2 separate regions of the Mus musculus genome follow, and region 1 is linked to region 2. The links are chromatin contacts, found by Hi-C or POLR2A ChIA-PET in ENCODE. All regions are on one chromosome and are shown on one strand. The core of a region is the stretch at or near the end of the contact, and the rest is flanking DNA. Distances in the headings are between cores, read along the strand shown. Region 1 holds the start of Wdr61 (WD repeat domain 61). Region 2 holds the start of Dnaja4 (DnaJ heat shock protein family (Hsp40) member A4).

Region 1 (4,412 bases), core at 1,308-3,807, 35 kb after region 2:
GATTTATTAAACATCCACACACACATACGCCCATACATTGAGTTTATGGATATGTGTGCATTCGTGTATTCACCTGCACAAATTGTCAAGGGACAATTTGTGGAACTCAGTTCTTCCCCAGGTAGGTGTTAGGCGTGACAGTAAGTGCCTTTACGTGCCCAAGGCCTTGGTATGTTTTGCACACCACTTAGCTAACAGACTTGCAAAACTTAAACCTTCTCTCTGGTTGTTTTCAAATACATAAAATACACAGCATTAGAAAGAAAACCTAGTATGTGCTCACTCTCTGTGGTAACTATGTTCTATAAAGTTACCACTAGTGGGCAGTATCAGACCATTCCTCTGGAGACTCAGAGGTAGGCCACTGAAAGCCTCTGGGACACATTTTTGTCAAGTGCTCAATATGTAATCACATGCTATGGTTTTGCTTTGTTTTGTTTGCATATGACTCTGTTTGACCATACATTAGTAATTCACTAATACTGAACTCAACCTAAACAGGGCTTATCTAAAATACTTATTTTTCTCTCTAAGACTCATTACAGCTTTCTTGCACTGGGCAAGAACATGGGCTATCACTCCGGCACCATGCCAGAGGGTTACCTTCACCACGGGCTCACTACCAAAACCAAACAAGCAACCAAAACACAAAAATGAGAAGGCATGGCACTAAACCCCAGAGAAAAGACACTTTCTCATAGAGTGAGAGCAGAAACAAGGCAGAAGCGAACTCAGAACTGGGCATCACGTGACTCAAAAGATTCAACACCCTGCACATCTTCTAAAATTATAAATAAATATAATCGAGTATGAAAATTCACAAACAGAATCTAGGCATAGGCTCTATGTGGAAAACAATCTTGTCAAAACATGAAAACCAAACTTATGAGAGCAAAACACACATGGCTCCTTATCATCACATTCTATAAGAATCAGCAAGTCTAAAAGATGCCGCAACCTCAGGACATAAACAACATCCTGCCAGCAGTTCCGTAATCCTAATTGTTTGGAGGTACTAAGCCTGGCTTTCTGGCAAGACCCTGTCTCAAAACAAACAACAATCCCATCACAACATTCTGATATGAAAACACCTGTGATCGCTAAAGCCGTTAACAAAGTCATATTTAATACTTGTTATGTGAGAATATAACATAATGGGAGAATATGCTAAATTTCAACTAGAAATTAACAAATATAAGAGTGTGAATTGTCTTCTAATCCATGTTCACAGCCCCTCAGTTCCATCCTCACTTAACAGGCCGTACATACAGCTCAGACATCTGGGCTCATGCTACCTGCTTCAAATATGCAAACCAAAGACTAACAAATGTTTACCAAGAACAGAAACTCAGACAGACACATGATTTCTAAATAGTCCTGGCCTAAGAGATCTTAATCAGGTGTGCTGACTTGTGACTGTTACTGATTTGTGACTCAAGAACAGGACCTTGCCCAGACTAGAAAGCTCTCCTGACAATTTGGCTCAAACAAGTTGAGACACAAACTGCATGAAGACCAGCCCTCTTAGTGATACTGCCTCCTCTCTGCCCATACGAACCTCACACTTGGCAATAGAGAAAAACGACAATTTTACAAGTAAGAAGGTTTATAGGGAGTCAACTTTTAAAAAGCTACCCTCAAAATAGGGTGTGCAGTTCCATCAGGCTGAACCTTTGAGGACGTACTGCATCAGATCCTATTTTAACTATTATACAGATTAGCTCACTGAACCTTCCTTAACGCCGTTTAGTAGGCACTCTTACTAGCTCCGTTCTTCTGGCTAGAAGAGAGAGGCTTAGAGCAGCTGACGGAAGCGTAGGTAAATACACAGTTCCTACTACTAAGACATGTCTCATGACAGGTAATTTCAGAACCAAGAGAATCCCAAGAGGCCTCTATGCCATCTCTCTCTTTAGGAAAATTTCCAGTTATCGGGGCTGGATTTAAAGGTCCTTCTTCAGGCTTCCCAGAGACTAACCCATGCGTCTATGAAAGTTTCTCAGGCACGTCTGTAACGCACCATACCACATGGTACTTGAAATAAAAGGAACTCACTCTCTGCTTAGTGTTCAATGACGTGAAGCTTGCTACCTAACAGCGTGGCTAACTACTATAGGACTGGTATTAAGAGAGTCCTCTATCTAAGGGGAAACTACTCCCCTCCCCAGAGTCCTCTATCTAAGGGGAAACTACTCCCCTCCCCACCCCGCAAAGAAGCCAACCCTCATTTCCGGGATGCACAAAACATTATCTGGGAGCAAAATTAGTCCACCTATGGGCCTTCTGTCTGCCCTTGGGACTCGTGCCTCGCGGACTAGCCAAGTTAAATAGAGTCACGAAAGCCACCCTTGGACTCCTGGAGCCTCCGTGAACAAACCTGCTGTGGTGGCCTCCAACTCTCCCGGTTCAGTCGCCCTCTCGCCCTAGTAGGCAACAGCACCAAAGACCACCATTCCCCAACTCTGCCCAGCACACCAACTCACCACCGTACAGCCAGCCGCACAGCACGCCTGACGTCAGTGGAGCACGACCGTGGCGCTCGTGGATGAGCTAACGAAGGGGCGGGGCCTCTCCTGGGATGCGGGCGGGACCGGCAGAGCGCCCCCCTGCTGCCTTGGCGTGCGGGGTTGGGGTGAGGGTGGAGCCAGGGAGAGTGGGCGGGGAGTACCTAGGGCAGCCTGCTGCTAACAGGCTTCAGAAAGCTTCTCTGATGACTTCCCGGGTTCGTTTTTTCTTCTGTTTTTTTTTCTTTCTTTTTTTTTTTTTCCCCGCTTTTTCTTCGTCCTCTTTTTCTTTCCTTCTCCTTTCCAGCCCAGCCTCGCCCCCCATCTCCCACAGCAAAAAGCTCGAAAATCATTACAATAAAGGTTTTCTAAAACAACCTAGCTCTGTAATTTTTAAAGTGCCACATTTTAATATTGTTAAAAGTTGTGTGCACGTATGGGAGTGTGCACACATGTCATGGTGTAGAAATGGAGGTCAGAAGACAACTTGAGTGTCTTAGTTGTCTCTGTCACGTGGAGCCCAGGAATGGAACCCAAGTCATCAGGCTTGAAGGCGGCCACTTTTATCTGCTGAGCCATTCCCTATATATTTTTTTTTAATAGCGCATAAATTCAAACCCAGGATGTTGCCTATGCTAGGCAAGCATGCTCCTGCTGGCCTACATCCCAGCCATCTATTTATTTATTTAGAAACAAGTTCTCAATAAATTGCCTAGGCTGGCCTATAACTTACTCTGTAACTCTGTAGCATAGGCAGTCCTTGGATTCCTGCTTCTATTGCTTCAGTCTCCAGTATCTCTAGAGTGACAGGCCTGCACTACCAGGCCTGGCTATAACTCTGTCGTTCAAACTCAAAGCCGAAAAATACCTCAGAGTGCTGTTTCAAGATGCCAAACAGAGAACTGAGAGAATTCCAGTAGAATTTGGACATTGAATTATTCGTGTGCTCTTCAGTGACTGAATAATTATGATGTGAACTCCAGATATGCTTGTTCAAAGACTATATTAAACCCCTACCTTTCACCTCTCTACTGTCAGAGCACCAAGCACATGAGGTCATTAGCATGGTCTACTGTGAAGCAAGAATAACAGGCCTCTTATGTACAATGAATGTCTTTGACATGCAATCAAGACTATGAGTCCTGCCTCAGAATAATATTTATAAATGGATCAATATCCACATAGGATTAAAGGGAAATAATTCCATCAAAATAGCCATAAATATGCAAAATAATAACACACCTACCTGAGCTCAACAGATCTAATACCGTCTGTGATTTCAAAGTATCAATACACATACACAATGCTTTGAATTATCTTCAGTGGTTGTAATAAAATAGGAACAATACTGTGGTTTGATTTAGTGACCAAGTCAATTACTGTTAATGCCTCCTGGTTTATTGTGCACATATGTGATCAAGAAAAACATCACCTTTCTGCTAGAAGTTAAGAGAAATAAAAATATAATTATTTTTCTATCAAAGTTCCTAGATCTCCTCTATGTGTGTTATAGAGCAAATCTGGGAGACAGAGTAACTGTGCATCACTGAGACATCTGTAGGAAGAGTTGTGATCTTGCAGGTCAAAAGACAATGAAAAGATTTCACAATAAAATCAAGCAAAACTGAAGACAGCGGGTGTGACAGAGCTGTGTGCCCTGTCCTGAAAGGCTCTGAAAGTATACCCAGTCCTTCTTTGGAAGGCCATGGCCCCAGGATTCTGGTTCTTCCTAAAAAATGGCTTACTGCTTTTCCAACGAGCTTGGACAGAGCAAACCCAGAGACAGGACGAAGCAAGCAGAGTGACACAGAACAGCAGTGTCACCACGCAGCCCAGAGTCACGTGTGTGTAGAAGCATTTCAGGCTCATGTCTGCCACACCTGACTCCCTCTTACAGGCTCACCACGG
Region 2 (4,604 bases), core at 427-2,926:
ATGAGCTAACTGCAATGCCTCCCATCTATAATCCCAGCATTTGGGAGCCTGGGGCAGGAGGATCCTAAGTTTAAGGGCAGTCAAAGCTATGTTGCAAGACCTTGTTTCAAAGGCAACAAAACGGGGGAAAAAAGAAAAGAAAAAAAAATGTTTCTAAGTGAGCAAGCCAGGTTCTTGTCAGGAGCTTTATAGCTATCATTCTCTTTGATCTTTGCAGATGTCCTGAGAGAAAGATGGGCACTTGACAGTGATCATGTCCCAGAAGTGGAGAAATAAGCCCGACGGCAGAGATTTGTGTAGAGAAGACACAGGAAAATGGAGTCACAAATTCCTGACCTCCTGTCCTGAATCTGCCCAAAAGTGACTGTTCTATAGGAGCAAGATCCAGAAAGTGGATTCTCATGTTCCCCGGAAAAGAAGCTAGCGGCTTGGCTTAATTTCTCATGGGTATTAAGTCGTTTGTATCCCTATTGCGCGCATGAAAGAGGAGCTTCAGCCACCAGATCAAAACCCAGGCCAGTGGACTCCAGGGAGCTGGCCAGGGTGGCTTCCTCTCCTGGATAAAGTGTTGCACCACGAGAAGCCTAAGTAGGCCAGAAGGGTCTGCAGTATTCTGATAGCGCTGCAGCAGCAAGTCCACACCCACATGTTTTGAGTAGTCTTAATCGTGGCATCCGTTGAAAGCAGCCTAGAGAAGTAGAAGATTGGACCGCCTGGTCTTGTAGGCTTCAGTGCCCGGTAGAGCTGCAATACTGGTTCGATGGCTCTGCCTTGGCCCATTTGTGCATTGATATGTGTGTGTATGGGGGTGGGGGTGGGGTGGGGATTCCCACTCCTGAAAAAAAAGAGAGATCACTGCTCATCCTTGAAAGACTTGGAAATAATGTCACTGTTCACAGGTGATAGACGTCATCACTGCTCACAGCTGGGAAACGTCACTCCTCACCCTTGGGGTACTTATGAGGTTTCCAGCTGTGGGCAATAGAGAGGCCAGTGTCCAAACTCAGGCCACCTAAAGGCCACTGTTCACATCTTCAAAGGCTAATGGTCACCCAGCCTTCAAGATGCCTAGGGGGAACCAGCCACCGCAGGATCTCGACGCCACCACAGAAGGCAGCCATTCACTCCAACACCCCCCAAAATGCAACAATCCAAGGCAGACCCCAGAGCACACCCCCGCAGTGACCGAACAGAAGGGGGCCACACCCCGAGGCAGAGGCCGGGTGGGGTCCGCGCGTCCGCTGACCTCCCAGTCCAAGCTCTCCTCTGCCCAGGGTTCGCGCACACGAGGCCCTCCTGCAGGCCATCGGATCCCAGAGCGACCCAACCCCGCGGACCCACGCAAGGGCAAGGGGACGGCCTCGGGGCGGCGTGACAATCGGCAGCGAACGACTTCCACCACGAAGCCCGAAACCTCCACGCCGAAGCCCCCCACCCCCGAGCACCCCAACATGGCCCGTGGCGGCAGTCAGAACTGGAGCTCCGGGGAGTCGGACGGCCAGCCAGAGGAGCAGACTTCAGAAGAGAACGGGTGAGCGCGCGCGCCCGGCCGGAGGACCGAGCCCCGGAGCCGCCGGAACCTCCGCGAACGTTCTGGGCCTATGTGGCGTCACGCCTCCTGGCGGAACCTTCCGCCGGCGCCGAATAAAAGCCGGCGGCGGAGGTACCGGCGGCTCGAGTGCGGCGGTGCCGGGAGCGCAACTGGGTCCCGGGCTCACGCTCGGGACGGAGCCCCGGGAAGCGGCCGCGACCGAGACGGTGACGCGCAGGCCGGCGTCGGGGGCACGGGCCGGGGGCGTCGGGGGCGCGCTGACCCGCTTCGTCCGCCCCACCCCGCAGAGACAAGATGGTGAAGGAGACCCAGTACTATGACATCCTGGGGGTGAAGCCCAGCGCGTCCCCGGAGGAGATCAAGAAGGCCTATCGGAAGCTGGCGCTCAAGTACCACCCGGACAAGAACCCGGATGAGGGCGAGAAGGTGCGGGGCCCCGCGGGGTGTCGGGGTTACGGGAGGACCCGGGCTGTGAATTATTGAAGGCGACGCAGAGGCTCTCTCCAGGAGCCGCGCCAGCCCGAGGGAGGCCGCGGGGCGCAGTCAGTCGGGGGCACCTAGCAAGGCTAGGTGCGGGGCGCCAGTGCCAGCAGCCATCCGCACCTTCGTTCGCTCTACAAGTGTTTCTGGAGCCCCTGCTTCCGGGCTGTGAGGACCCTGACGGGGATCCGTGCTGACCTCTGGGAGCACAGCTCTCTGAGGCAGCCCTGGCATTCCTGTGGGAGAAGACACCGGCAAACCAGAAACCCTGGCACCGGTGAACAGAAGCTATGTGCTTGTTGGGGACCCCCCCCGGCAGCGAAATATTGTGTTTCTGTTCCGCGTGTTGCATAAGCCCTAGGGATGAGTTCCTGTGATCTGACTTGTACCTTAGACAAACCCAGCGTCCCTCTTGAGAGGGACTGAGTGGATATGATCTGTGAGGGCCACCTCCTGCCTGATACAGTTTTCAGACACGGAATCATCACTTTTTTTGTCGTTATTAATCAGGGGTGCAGAAGTCTGTAACCCGACACATCTGCTTATAGTGAGAACTCCAGGTTTCCTGTGACAAATGACCCACGGTTGACCATAAGTACTGACAGATAATAGGCTGAAGTGCTCTGCAACTGGTGTCCTAATTTGAACCTTTTCCATCCTGTTTACAGAAATAAGGCATTCTTCATTTTGTTCCCAAAGCGGAAATGGCCCACCTGAATAGGAGACTCAAAGTACCAGCCATTGCAAGGAGAGTTGGCTAGCTAGTCTGTTTCACTTCTTGTCGTTTAAGAAAACAAAACAAACCCCCAAGGAAACCAAACAAAAAACCCACTTTGGCTGCCCCAGATGAATCTGGGGAGCCAGCGCCATGGTGGGAGCGCATAGCAGTCACACCTGGATCACTTTTGGAGCCGCTGATCACCCTGTCTAGCATTTAGACCTGGGGAAATGACACTCGGATCAAAATACCTGTCTGCATTAGTAATTCCAAGCTGGAGCAGGCAGACTGCTGAAGGTTGGCTGTGGCAGCAATGATAGAATATTTATATTTAGCCACATGTGCCGAATGAATGTGGCTGTCACAAGTTTAGAATGCCTCCCTGTAAAGACCATTATACCCATTTGTGTCCCTTCTCGTCTATATTTAGGTGGCTTACTGTAGCTTTTTAAGTCACCAGCTTTCTGTGTTGTGTTGGTGATTCACAGACTTGTTCAGTTCAGTTACAGATCGCTGACCTTTTTTGATATTTTTGTGTGTATGGGTATTTTGCCTGGATATATCTTTGTGTACCACATGCCTGCCTGGTGCCCTTGGAGGCCAGAAGAAGGTGTTGAATCCTCTGGAACTTAAGTTACAGATGGTTGTTACATTGGTGCTAGGAATCAAACCTTGGTCCTCTGAAAGAACAGCCATTTCTCCATCCCTCCATCTCTCCATCCTGCAGACACTTCTTTAAGGATAGCCTCAAGGCTTCTCACTTGTCTTCTGTTTCAGAAGGCAACTTGGGGGAAAGCCTTCCCCTCTGGTCTCATGTCACACCACAGTCACCAAGAGGTGGTCCCTGCTGTTTGCTTCCCATCTGAAATGAGAGTGCTTTTGCTGTGGCCAAGCTTTAAGAGCAGATTTTATTTGCCCTCTTCGCACAGCATGTAGTTCTCACCACCTACACACCTGCCTGGGCAGGTTATTTGCCCTTCTTTTAAACTAATATTTATTTCCAGCCAGGTACCCAAGGTAGTATCACATAACTAATTCTTTTATAAAGTAAGATGTGGCAGGTCCCTCTTTCTTTGCTGGGAGGAGGGCAATGTGAACCCACTGTCACAAATACACTTCCCTCCCTACTTTCCATGAAGGGGTGACCCATTTTCTCTAGTTTTTTTGTTTGTTTTTTGTTTTTTGTTTGTTTTTAAACTAAGCCATCTTGGCAGAGGTCACCCCTGACCACAGACTGCATAACTAGCCTTCAACCTTATCTTATCGTGATGACTCTTAGTGGTCTGATGCCTGTTCCACTTAAAGGCATGAATGATTCTAGCAATGCCCTATAGATGCTAAAATGTTTGTTGGCTGGCTGAGTAACAAGGTCAGAAGAAACAGACTTTAATTCTTTAATTCCATGTGTAATCAGGAGAACTCTCAGAAGTGGGAGGGGAGGGCACAGTGAAGAGGAACTGGAGGGGTATGGATTGCAAATCTGAGGGGACGAGGACACTAGGGACAGTTTGTGGAAACGGCTATAGAATTCCCCAGAGAACTATTGATCATTCATTCACACACCAAACAGCTTCTCTTTTGATCCTGCAACATGCTGGGCACACCATGAAGGCTTTTCCAGGGCTTTGTGAGAATTTGTATGTAGTTTTGGACTACTATGTATGCTACAGGTGGGAATTTGTATTTTTTCCACCTAAGTTTGTCACATACTATTAATGTCTTAAAACTAGATTGAGTGAGTTGTTTCTGAAGAGTCTCGGGACAGCTGAGACGCCATCAGTGTTGGTCTTTGTTTTCTACTCTGTTGTCCTGTGTTGCTAAGCAGTGGGCAGCCTGTGTTTGTTGTTAGCCATT

The links. A loop is a pair of places that touch in the nucleus more often than their neighbours do. ChIA-PET counts read pairs that join two places held with the same protein, here RNA polymerase II (POLR2A).
Region 1: a map of heart shows a loop between it and region 2 (4-fold over the local background). The contact joins the promoter of Wdr61 here to the promoter of Dnaja4 in region 2. A Hi-C loop is called at or near these places in 2 of 37 maps with a recorded cell type or tissue (both heart). POLR2A ChIA-PET finds 5 or more read pairs at or near these places in 3 of 5 experiments (Patski and embryonic stem cell).

The regions. Positions count from the first base shown.
Region 1 is chr9:54,731,992-54,736,403 of GRCm38, forward strand. Wdr61 (WD repeat domain 61) reads right to left here and starts at 2,558. Exons shown (of 11, transcript NM_023191.3): 1 at 2,484-2,558.
Region 2 is chr9:54,697,883-54,702,486 of GRCm38, forward strand. Dnaja4 (DnaJ heat shock protein family (Hsp40) member A4) reads left to right here and starts at 1,677. Exons shown (of 7, transcript NM_021422.4): 1 at 1,677-1,978. The coding sequence starts at 1,847. Gm46113 (a long non-coding RNA gene) reads right to left here and starts at 838. Exons shown (of 2, transcript XR_001779175.2): 1 at 1-838.